2 separate regions of the Mus musculus genome follow, and region 2 is linked to region 1. Evidence: chromatin loops called from intact Hi-C (ENCODE). Cell type or tissue: heart. All regions are shown on one strand. Each heading gives the region's core, and the rest is flanking DNA. Links, peaks and the distances in the headings are about the cores only.

Region 1 (6,251 bases), core at 624-5,623:
CCGGTTGTCAATGTCTGGTCTTTGTCTTCCTTGGAACTCAGAGCAATACTGGTATAGTGTATTTCATTCACCCTTGAAATTGTCTTTCACCTGACTTCCGATGACACACATTTATGGCTGGTGCCTTGCAGGTTGCTCCTTTGTTGGGGTGTTCATGACTCTGAGGTCAGCGATCTTCTCTATCTAGGGTCATTTCCCAGTTGATCTTTCATCCAGCTTCATTAAGTCTCATGATGATTTTAAACACTAGTAATTATCTAATATTAATAAATCTAATCTATATCTAATTCAAGAAATTTGTATGTCACATTCATTATTCAACCCTAGGCCCACATAATGAACCTCCCACTCAGCATGTCCACATGGATTTTTCATGATCTCAAACTGAACTGATCAAAACTTAATCTCTGGTATATACCTCGAGCTCAAAATTTACAGTTTAGATTAAACTTTCCTATGTCAATGAGGGATAATTCTCAAGTATGCCACATTCAAGACAAAATGCCAACACCATCTTTCTTTGTCCTTTATATATAGTTCATAAGTTTCTGCTGTTGGCTCTTACTTCAAATTATGGAGATTCAGACCCCCTTTTATTTCCTCTGAAATTTCTTCTTTGCTCCCATAAATGGCAGTTCACTTAGAGTAGTGCAGAAGTTTCTACTTAACTTGATTTTCTCTATTGCTGTCATCTCCCTCCCCTGACCCTACTTATTACTGAAGAAACCCTAAGTTAGATTACATCTTCCCTCAGCTCAGAACTCCCTAATGGCTTCGAATTCACTCACAATAAAAGTGGAGTCCTTCCTTGATATGGCTTATTCTCAGCCTTGCTGTCTCTCTCCTGTCGTGTGTGCCTTGTGCTGTCTCTAGACATACCAAACTCTATCTTGCTGGAGAACTTTTATACATTTTGTTTATCTATCTGGAATATTCTATGTCAAAACATATTCCGGGATTATTTCTTCAGATGCTACAAATCTTTGCTGGGACATAACAAACTCACAGATACTACAGGGATTAACACCATTAGAGGCCTTAAAGGGCAAACCTCTCCTCCACGGTTGATTTTGAACCTCAACCCACATTTGGTCACTTCCCAGCTGATCTCTCATTGAGCTTCATTAAGTTTCATGATGGTTTTAAATGCTATTTATTATCTAATGTCTGGTAACTCTAGAAAAAGAAGCCCTTTCTAAGGATTTAAAGTACTCTATGAGAAGGCGGCAGGAGGTATCTGGTCTTCCTTGAGGCCATTGAGACAAAGCAGCTTCTTTCTAGTTAAAACAGAATTCAAGTTCTATCTTTCAGCTTAAGTGGAGATCTGATATTCTAAGCTACCTAAAACACTACATACTAGGCTCTCCTCCTCTTAAGTGTTAACCCATCTGGGTCTGCTACTTGCCTGGTCAGGAGCTCATACCCTAAGAAGAGAAGATTATCACCCTGATGAGGTAAAGAACTCCTCTTTGCCGCAAGCCTCTCCACTGGTGCAGACTACACAGTGCTTCCATCACGATCTTTTCTGCTTTTCTGCCACCCAATCCAGAAAATATATAACTTTTATTTTCTTTCTCCCTTAAAAAGAATCTTCTATTTTATGTATATGGGTGTCTGTATATATGTCTGTGTATCACATGTGTGCCTGGTCTCTGAGGAGTCAAAACAGGGTTTTGGATATCCTAGAACTAGAGTTATGAAAGGTTGTGGAACACCACATGGGTGTTGGGAATTGAACCCAGGTCCTCTGCAAGAGCTGCCAGCGCTCTTATCTACTGTGCTGTCTTTCCAGCTCCATCTTTTTCCTTCTTTCTGTTTCTTTTTCTTTTAGGTATTGCCCCAAAAAACAAACAAACAAACAAACAAACCCACAAACCCACAAAAACCATGTTTTCTCAGGCACTCTGGGCATTTTATAGTTTTTCTGAATTCACAATCCTATCGAGCCCTCAAGAGGAATGCTTTTCGACTCCATTGCAAATGGTGTGACTCTCTCTCTCTCTCCTTTCTATCTTTCTCCTTCAGGGTTTACAGCTTGTCAACAAAGGTAGGTTTCTCTCTTCACACCTCCTTCTGGTTTTGTTTTTAAAATTATTTCTTATTAAGGAATAATTTAGCTTGAGAACCTAAGAAGGAAACCCCTGTTTCCTGGGTAATAGAGCTGTCTGGTGTGACCAGCTTACATATTGTCCACTTCCCAACACTAGCAACTTCAACTTGACCTTTGCTGACCACAGTCTTCCCTTCCTTCCTGGTTGATTTTCTTGATTGTCTCTCCCTCACCAGAATTGCTCCATATGGCAAAGTCATTGTTTTGTTTACTGTTTTATCCTTAGCAACTAGAACAGACCTTGTGATACTGTGCAGAGCTTCATACAATTGTTGAATATGTCAATGGGGGAATGATCCCAACTTCTTCATTTTATGGATTAAAACCTTACATAAATTCTCAAGGCGCTTCCAGGCTCGTATCCATGTGTCAGGAGAGTATGGCTGAGATTTCAGTTCTGTAGACTCCTTAAGTGTTTTCTTCCCTTTCCTGTGTTCCTTCCTATGTCCCTAATTTCGGACTTATTAATATAGATTTCCTCCCCTGCTTATTTCTTTCCTACAGTAAGCCAAAAAAAAAAAAAAAAAATGGCCACTGTGCTGGAGAAACATTTCATTTACAATGGCCTTGTTTTCTCCAGCAACACAACAGCCCACTCTTGTCTCCTCAGCAACAGCTGAACTGCTTGTTTTGCATTTATTTAATTAATGGGTTGAATTTTGAGAGGTGATCTTGTAGAATACTGAGCAGTGTGTAGATTTGCCCTACTTACATCATAGTCTGTCCCCTCAAACTTTCATTTTCCTTACATGCTCAGAGGTGGAGACAAGAGGCATCCCAAAGAGTTTCCTTCATGTTATTCTGCCCCCACCCCCCACTCCCACATCACAGCATATGGAGATACCTGATTAAGACTGCAAGCTGAGTGGAGATACAAATAAGTCATTAATATGAGAAGTGCCATGCAAAAAGTCCATATTGCTTAGGTATCCCAAAGACTCTGGGAAATGTTTGTACATTGAGAGTATACACATGTGCTTAAGAATGCAGAGTTGGCTCTTGTAAGTAAGCTGATGGGCTGTCCCCATTGTGCTCAGAGGTCAAGACCTGAGATTCTATTCAGTGCAATGTTTGTCTTCCTTAATACGAATCTAGCTTGAAAAGCTGCCAATGGAAGTCCCCAAATCACATCCAGCTCAGAGTTCTAATTGTTCATCTAACGTGATATATGAAAACAACTGCTGTCTATATTTAACATCCTATCTGGATTCTCTAGTTCCTTTTGACCCAGAGGTCAGACAATGCTAGATTGCAAAGCCTAGCTAGATCTGCAGGATACAAATCTTCTGGGAAATTGCTAAATATGCAAATACTCAGAGTCTACTCCAGACTCGCTGGGTGGGGCTGTGCACCCAGTCTTTTAATAAGGCTCTCTAGTGACTCTGGCCACAATCAAGTTTTGTACCTACTTGTTCTCAGCAACTTGGAGAAGTGGAGTAGCGGTGACACTGATTAGAATGGCCCATGGAGATGGTCGAAGGGACTAACATCCTCTCCAATCTTCTCTACCTTATTTCTGTGCAGTGTAGCTATTAATACACCCAATGTCCTGCACACATTTAAGCCTACAACTGCCTTTGCAGTCTCTGAGAAAGAGTGATTGTCCTTGTGGCTGAGGATGTTACAGGAGTTAAATGAGATATGAACAGGGATACTGAGCATCAAAGCACCTCTGAATAGCAGGGAATCCCAAAGGAAGCTGGACCAAAACTTGGAGAACTAAAGGCTCTACCAGACTACTAGGAAAAGCCATAGGGCAAGTGCATGTGCAGAGATGATTCTGAAGGAGAACAATGAGGTGTGATAGCTATGTTTGCATAAGCCTTCAAGTCCAAGGTCCACAGGAGAATAGAAGAAGTTAAAGCCAAGACAACAGTAGTGATGGCTAGTAGACATGTGTCTCTGAATGAGGCCAGTGACTGGCATTGCTGGGGTTTTCAAGGAGGATGTAGTCACGGTGTGATGTTTAAAAAAAATATAGGGTGCTCCCTAAAGATATCTTGTCCAGGTTTTTATATTCCTTTTCCTTTCTCTCAGATGATGAAGCAGCCACATTTATGATGAATTTTGTTCATTCTCTTCAACCTTTGTCTTCATTTACTTAATGGATACCCCCCAACCTTGCAGTAGATTGCACAGAGGAGTCAGTGGAATCAAAGTTAAGAACCTAAAAGTACCAAGACATTCCCCATCGCTGCTGAAGCTCTGCAGTGTGGCCTGGCATCTCAGGGAGGTGAGAGAAGATCCTGGAGTGCCAAGTGATAGCAAACACAGTATGGCTGCTGGCCTTCTGGAAAGCAGGGATGTGTAGAGGACACTGTGACTTCCATTCCTAGTCCTCAGACACATTAACCCCCCAGAGGGAAGCTGATTGCTCAGGAGCAGGAAGGCTGGCACGTCAGGCTGTGTCAGGACATGACTGTTGTTTAACTGTAAGGGACACTGTTTCTAGTCCGACCACAGAGGGAAATTAAAAGACAGTTTCCTTTGTATATCTGTCTTTTCTTAAGGACTAAATTAAAATTTCAGTTTCAGCCACACGGAGCGGCACACAGCTTTAGCTCCAGCACATGTAAGGCTGAGACAGGATGACTGCAAGTCTGAAGTCACCCTGGGCTCTACACAACATTCAAGGTTTGAGGTCAGGCTGGCACACATAGCATACCCCTGTCTCAAAAACAAATAAACAAATAAGAAAGCATCTAAGTTCAGTGAGTTTGGAATTGTTTCTATGCTAGTGTTTCAAGTGCACAGCTTCCTTCAGAGACTGGCCTTCCCTGGCTGTCTTATTAAGAGAAGCGTTCCTCCTTCTGCTTCTACCTCCTCAGGCCTCCTGCTTTATTCTTCTGCACATGACTTTAACTGACCTAAGGCATGTTTTGCTGAGAGTTAGCTGGTAATTTTTTTCTAGAACACCAGAAGTAATATCCATGTTCATCGTGGAAGCTCTAATACTGGAGTTATGTCTGGCACAGGAAAGAGTCCCGCTGCAAATACATATTGAATAATGGCATGAGCTACTGTCTACTTGTAAACTAAGTCTTCTGCTAGAATTCAAAGTTCAGGGGACACCGGGTTTTACTGTGCATCCTATATCATGACTTAAGTCTCAAACTCTGGATCAAATAGCTGAGGTACCTACTTATATATCACAGTGGACCTAGCCACCAGGTTCTCCCAGCATCCTTCAGTCCCTGCCTGGTACATGCAACAGATGTCATTGCCTTCCCCAAGAGGCTCTTCCATACCTAAGCTAACCATGTTGGTTCCCTGCTCCTTTTTACCTTCTGCTTTCTTTCTTGGCTCCTACACTTAGACTTGGCTCCTCTCTTTCCCCTCTTCTCAATTGACTCAGGGTCATGTCCACACTGGATTCACCCAGATGGGCCTAGAAATTATAATCTAAGGAAAACTGGTGTGTTCAAACTACAGAGAGGAGGAAATTGAACATTTAGAAGAATATAACTTCACAAAGGCTTAAAGCAACAGAAGATATACAGATTGATGTGCAACATAGTAGGTCTACATTCAATCTCAGTAAAGACCTGCCTGCAGGTTACATTTACTGCACTGCTTAGTTAGAAACATAATGGATATCAAGATTGGTCATTTCATAAAGGGGGATGTAGGTGTGTCAGAGGAGAGAAATTTTTATGACATGCATAGCATTTGTTTACCTATAGTCATCTATGCGGTTAAACAACCCAGTAAGTTAACAAAAGAATTCTAAAACAGGGAGGAAGAGAAGGCAAGTGTAATGCCAGCAGGGCAGAGCTCTCCACATTGTATTCTCTCCAAGTGTAAATTATACTTTGTTGTTACACAGAGAAAACAGATCAGAATTTAACATACATGGAAAATGTAGCTTCCAACATCGCAGAGTATTGTATCTGGTTAGTATTTTATTCATTCTGTTGAAAGAACCAAAGTTGATGACAGTAGGGAGAGAAACCTTATCGAGGCCACCTCCAGCAGGAAGATAGGACATCAAGTGAGGAATGGATTGCCATCCCATAGTCACAAGTCTGATCCATAATTGTTCCAGTCTGAAAGAATTACAAGGATGGAAAATGGAGAGGAGCCTGAGGAAAAGAAAGTCCAGCCACAGGGCCAAAGCGGGATCCAGCTCAAGGGGAGGTCC
Region 2 (6,251 bases), core at 480-5,479, 440 kb after region 1:
AATGTAAGAATGTGAGTTATCCATTCAATTCTGAGTATTGATGCTTCAGTAAATAACCCCAGAAGATCTAACAAAGCTGCCACTGGGGTGTTTCCAATTCCTAGATGACAAATGCCTCAAACTGTAAGCAGAGACAAAATTAAATTCACAAGCCACTGGACATTTTTGTGAACTAAGAAGCTGCAGTAACAGCTCATTCAAAAACCTTCTCCCTGGTCCTACACAGTGCTGTTTCCCAGAGCAGCGGATACCACAGCCACACTAACTAAGGCCTTGTAAGAAAGGTACACCCTCAAGCCCTACCCCAAAGCTGAATCAGAAACAGGGTAGATCCAGCAATCCCAAGACTAACAGAACTTCTGGATGCTTCTGAGGGGAGAAGGGAAGGGAAGGTTGCTTGATTATAGAGAAATCCCACAGACCATTACATTAAATGTATAGGGGATATAGTATTGCCAGTTCTGTACAAGAGACAACAAAGGTTCAACATGTTTATTTGTCTAAAGTCACACTGCTGAGTGAGAAAAGCCAGACCTCTGGTTCTAGATTTGGTTTTCTTTGTCTGGAAAGTGAAGCTTCATAGAGATGCAATAGAAACAGCCAAACAGATCAAACTGGCTTGTTGCTAAAAGAGGAAACTCAAACTCTAGGAGTACCAGAAAAGGGGATGCTCAGGGACTACAATAGGGATACTAAGAATGTCTCCATGCCTCCTAGCGCACGGATCAAACACAGCAAGAGAGCCAAGTGCCTGCAGGGCACTTCTCTAAAGTCCATTTAATTCCTTCTCTGGGTGCAGTCTGGTTTCTCTTAAGAAGATCTCTGGGCTCCCTCACAATGGGCCTCCTTAGCACAAGCCTCCCCAGGAACTCACTGCTGCCTTAATTGGAGGACTCTGCCCACTTTTCCCTTCTCCTAGGGCTGGCTATTGGCTTCTCCATCATTCCCAGAGCATCATTTGATCATGGTGTTTTGATGATTTTGGATCTCTTCTATTTAGCATATCCAGTCTATAATGGGAGAGATTTTACCCACTTTCTCCATCACCCTCAAAATGTAGTTCAAGGCAGGCACTGATGAAGTGAGTGTGGAACATTTGCTACTTAAATACATATAACACAAATCACCTACCTGGGTATCTATAACCTTCGCTCTCAAAGTTATGTTCTCAAAAACCAGACTTTATGGAGAATTAATAAAATATAGTTTAAAGACCATTAGTAATAAGAATTCCAGAGCTTATGACTAAAATTAACCCTTTTTTACTCTGGGATTCTGCTCTGCTCTCCTCCCCTCCCCTCCCCTCCCCTCTCCTCTCCTCCCCTCCCCGCCCCTCCCCTCCCACCCTATCCCCTCTCAGCCTCTCCCCTCCTGTTCTCTCTCTTTCTCTCCACTTTACCCTTTTCCTCTTTCTCAGATCCACCCCTTTGTTTGCTTTTTACCTAAGGATGTCTATGGATGAGAACATTGCATTTGTTGAACTGCACTCTCCTTTTGTCTTCTTAACAAAAACAATTCATCTGTGTCTGATTTATTGTTTCGATTCTATTCCATTTATAACAGCCTCCGGTCCAATTAGACTGGGACAGAAAGGAGACAAGTGCAAAGCCCTTGGTAAAGAGGGTGTGTTTACATCCTTGCCTCCATCATTTGGTAATTGGCAAGAGATTTCAAGGAGGCTGTGGCTCTGCTCATACTGCAAGTTCAGTTTGCGCTTCCAACTGGACAAAATATAGACACGGATGCACTCATCTAAGTAATTGGATTCACTACCTGGAATATTTAAATTGTTTTCAGACACTGGAAATTGGCTTAAGAAGATTAAAGTAAAATACCCGGAAGGATAACAGGCTGTAATTTACGGAGGTGGGAAATCATTTCAGTTAGAAGACGGGTTCATTCTCCTACAGTTGCTCCTGATAGGAGATGTGTTAATCATTAGGACTGGAATCTCTTTAGATCCTGACAGCTCAGGTTTATTCGGGTGAGTGGTTCTTATCAAACCCATTGGATGACACCCAGGAAGCCACATCGATAGGGTAATGTGCATTCCATTGGAGGTTTCTGTCAGAAGCCTTCAAGTGTTCTGAAGGTAACTAGGGTGGAGGGAAGGGAGAGGTCATAGGAAGTCCTGGAGCCGGCCAGGATCTCTCCTATACAGCAACGGGTGCAAGTAAACCGGAGGGTGAAGTTGTGGGTCTATTTCAAAGTGAAGACCTAAGCAAGCTTGTTTTTCAAAACCTGGCCCTGTCTCTAAGTCCATCCTGCGCTCCTCGGCCCCAACAGCTACTAGTTTGCTCACCAATCCGTTTCTGGTGTGCACCAACAGCCCTTTCTAAGGCCCCTCACTCTGCAGTCAGGCGCTAAAGTTTGGCATCAACGACCACCTGTCGGCTGTACTGCTGTGTCCTCTGCTGCTTGGCCAGCATTTTAAAAAAATGCTCAAGGGTTAGCAGTAACTGCAAGGTTTGGGACCTGGATAGTAGCTAGTACTTCTTGAAAGAGGGCAAAGGAGGTAATAGGATGCCTTAGCTAGCTGAGGTGGTGGGGGATGCATCTAGTACTCTCCAGCGCTATCCAGCTGCTTCTAACTTCATGCTCTTTTCAAACTCTCAGGACCTGTCACTGGGTAAAACATGTCCCTTCGGTTCCACTGGCCCCAAAGACTTAAGTCCCTCAGGAGGTGCTGGCCAGACCCAGCAAAGATGTCAACTCTAAACCCCCTAGGAGGAGGAGAGCGCGCGGAAAGCTGCCACCCTCTACCACCCACCCAGGCATCTGGCAACCTGTGCGCCCTAGGCTGCCCGCTCCCGCTCCAGCGCCCCATTGCATAACGCGCCCCTCGCCCCACCCCCACGCAGCCCGCCCTAGGGTGCCCGGTCCGCACCCCACTGCGCCGCCCCTCACTTACATCATCCCACTTGACGAATTTGGTGCCCTTCTTGAGGCTGTCGGACACGCACACGGGCTTGAGTTGCAAGGCGTGCACTCCGGGCTGAGCCCCAGCCATCTGGGCTCATCGGGGCTCCGGGCGGCCCGGGCGAGCGCAGTGGAGACGGGACGCGGAGCTCCGGGCGCGAGCGGGCTTGGCTCTCGATTCACCAGGCTCTGGGCTTCGCTGCCCGCCGGCCTCCGGCCTCTTGGCCTCCGCACCTCTGGCCCGCGCCGCTTAGTAAGCGGGACGACACGCGAGGGTACAGCAGCCTGCCATGCCCCGGGCGGGACGCAGGATCTGGAGCCCGCGGTGACTGTAGAGCCTCGGGAGACGCGGAGGAGCAGAGCCGGGCAGTGCGAGTCGCCCGCCGCTGGATCCTGCTCGGCCGCCGCCTGGAAGCGCACCATTCAGCACATCCTCTGTGCACAGAGGGAGCGCGCGAGTGACACGCTCCGGTCCCCTCCTCCCTCCGCTCCTCCCGCCCCTGCTCCGCCACCCTCGCTCGCGGTCCTCCTCCCCCAGCTCCCTGCCCAACTTTGCGCGCTGGGTCAGCAACGGGAAGCGGGGACGCAGCGGCACCTCCCGGCTCCCGGGCCCCACTGCAGCCGACGCCTGCGCCGCACACCCTCTGAGCATGCCCGGTGCCCCTAGCCAAGGCTGGCGTTTGGGGGGCTTTCTGGGAAAGATATGGTTAGTGGTTAATCAGATCCTAACCAGTATGTAAAGAAGAACATTGAGGCAGAACGGGGAGAGAGCCCTAGGCTTTCTTTCTCTCTGGTGCTTTCCGGCCTTTTCAAAGAAAGGGTTCTTATTTTGTATAGAGAAGCACTTGAGAGGTTTAGCTCAAGAACTCCAGAGAAAACTTGTCCTGCCAGAAAGTTTGAAGCCTATAACCTAGATGGCCCACAAACAGTGTTTAGGAAATAAAAAGCTCGGGGAGGGGGGCAGCAAAGCTTTTATTCCTTAGAAAGATGAAAGGAGTGGGGCCCAGGGCCTGGGACAGGGTGGGAGTCATATAGAATCATAGGTATAGGGATGTCATCTTCACTCACAAGGTTCATACTGTCGAGTGTTTTAGAGGTTGTAGAGCATCTAGAATCTCCGTCCATCACAAAGGTGGAGGGTGGGGTATAAAGTGGCAAGTATACTTCAGAAAATAACCACTAATAAAGTTAAAGATTTGTGTATCACACAATCCAAAACTTCTGCTCCTAGATGTTTGCTCAAGAGAAAGGAAACCATACCCAAAGGAAACTTGTCCAGCAATGGTAAAGGCAACTGAAACTTGTAAACGTCAAACAATAGGTGACTAAAAAAACAAAGTTTAGTTAAGTTTCTAAGTTCCCCAAACTATTCCATGATGAGAAGGGACAGAGACTCCAGAACATATCCATGATCACACAAAGTTTAAGCCAAACAAGAGCGTGCAACAAGATGCCCTCTGCAGGGTCTGTAGAAATAATCCAGGTATTCTGTGGTGACAGAAAGTAGATCGAACAGGTACCTGTGGCCAGTAGCGAGCAAAATTTGGCATCAAGGGGAACCTTTGAGAATGATGGGAAGATTCTGTACCGGCGTATTTACATTTGACAAACCTTGTACGACTAGACACATAAAATGAGTGAATTTTATTCTAATAAACACTGCCCTAAAGGTTGGTTTTGGAAAAGAAGAAGCAGTATGAAGAAGAGACTCCAGTAAAATGGTTTTAGACGGTCAAGGCACTTGCCAGCAAGCCTAATGGCCAGAGTTTCATCCTCAAACTCCACATGGTAGAAGGATAGAACTGACTCCTCAAAGTTGCCCTCTGACCTACACACCTACACCTTGGTACACTAGGACATGCACACACACACACACACACACACACACAGAGAGAGAGAGAGAGAGAGAGAGAGAGAGAGAGAAGAGAAAGATGGCTTTCAATCTTTTTTCTTTGTGTACTTGGTTTTCAAGTTCTAGTGCTGCAATGAAACACCATGACCAAAAAGCAAATTGGGAAGAGCAGGACTTATTTGGCTTACATGCATCATTGCAGGAAGTCAGGACAGGGCCAGAAACTGGAGCGAGTTGCTGATGCAGAGGCCATGAAGGAGTGCTGCTTACTGGCTTGCTTCGTCATGGCTTGCACAACCTGCTTTCTTATAGTCCTCAGGGATATCACCATCCATAATGGGCTGGGACCTCCCCCATTGATCACTAATTGAAAAAAATAATCCCTTATAACTGGAGCTCATGAAGACATTTCCTCAATGGAGGCTCCTTTCTGATAACTCTAGCTTGTGTCAAGTTGACACATAAAACCAGCCAGTACACCAGGTCGCTGTGGGCCAAACTTTATAAACTCAGCCAAAAGACTACTAAATAGAAATAATCTAAGGGTGAATCCCAGTGGTTTACCTGATATGTATAGAATTCTGGTATAAATCCCAAATGTTACCTAAATATACATTCATAGATCAACAGACAGATGATAGATTATCAATAGATAAGATAAGAAAACCAGCCATATTCTTGGAACTATCATAATTAATGAGTTTGGACTCCTGTTATCTTTGGAGGCCTTGTCTTGATCTTGGAGCAACTTCACACACATACTGACACACACACACACACACACACACACACAGAGAGAGAGAGAGAGAGAGAGAGAGAGAGAGAGAGAGAGAGAGAGAGAGAGAGAGGTGGGGCGACATTAAAAGACTGCCTTGTTTCATTCTGGTCCTGCAATACCAAAGTACATGATGAATCTGATGGCCATAGTACTTCCAAGTAGTGGCTTTGACTCACTAGCTACCTCACAGAAGGCAATGGCCTCAGACTGATCCACATTTATCTTTATCTTCAATGACTGTAATAAGTCTCTTCTTCCAAGGCTCCAGACCATCTCAATTATCCTTACTGCACGCCCTATCAGGTTGTTCTGTTCTGCTCTGGTCTTTCCTTTTCTTGTTTTTTCCTCAATTATTTCATCATCCACTGAAATAATTATTGAGCAGAAAGCTTTAGTTGGAGTACCTTAGAGAGTCAAGATAGACTGGGGCTGCTCCCTAAAAGGTACTATAGAGAAACCTTAGGCCGAGTCACCAGCTGAACGATTCCCAGTCACTCCATAATGGAATCCGTCTTATCCATCAGCATCTCTACCCTTTTTATCTTCAAAGCAAATCCTAAATTGTTTAGTTGGCAACCATGCTTAGTGATGAATTATGGAACTAATTACAATCATTCCATTTTCCTACACTGACCTTTGCCTGTGACTGCTTGAGAGGGTACATAAGGGAGTCAAATCTAACGAATAAGGTGAAGGTTGGGT

The links. A loop is a pair of places that touch in the nucleus more often than their neighbours do. Peaks named below come from ENCODE experiments on the same cell type or tissue, not always from the same donor. Only the 100,000 strongest peaks of a DNase experiment are listed, where the experiment ranks them.
Region 2: it touches region 1 in a loop (8-fold over the local background); 6 of 42 quality-filtered maps call a loop at or near these places.

What each region holds. Positions count from the first base shown.
Region 1 is chr2:135,222,848-135,229,098 of GRCm38, reverse strand. All of the region lies in intron 4 of Plcb1 (phospholipase C, beta 1), which reads right to left. Among named protein-coding and RNA genes, the nearest start is that of 4930545L23Rik, 10 kb to the right of the region's middle. In heart, for the core only: a CTCF peak has its summit at 3,445; DNase peaks (open chromatin) are centred at 3,248 and 3,308.
Region 2 is chr2:134,783,292-134,789,542 of GRCm38, reverse strand. It overlaps Plcb1 (phospholipase C, beta 1), which reads right to left and starts at 3,379. Exons shown (of 32, transcript NM_001145830.1): 1 at 2,912-3,379. The coding sequence starts at 3,010. In heart, for the core only: a CTCF peak has its summit at 3,520; DNase peaks (open chromatin) are centred at 2,832 and 3,432; H3K4me3 peaks cover 1,894 bases; H3K27ac peaks cover 943 bases; H3K27me3 peaks cover 1,333 bases.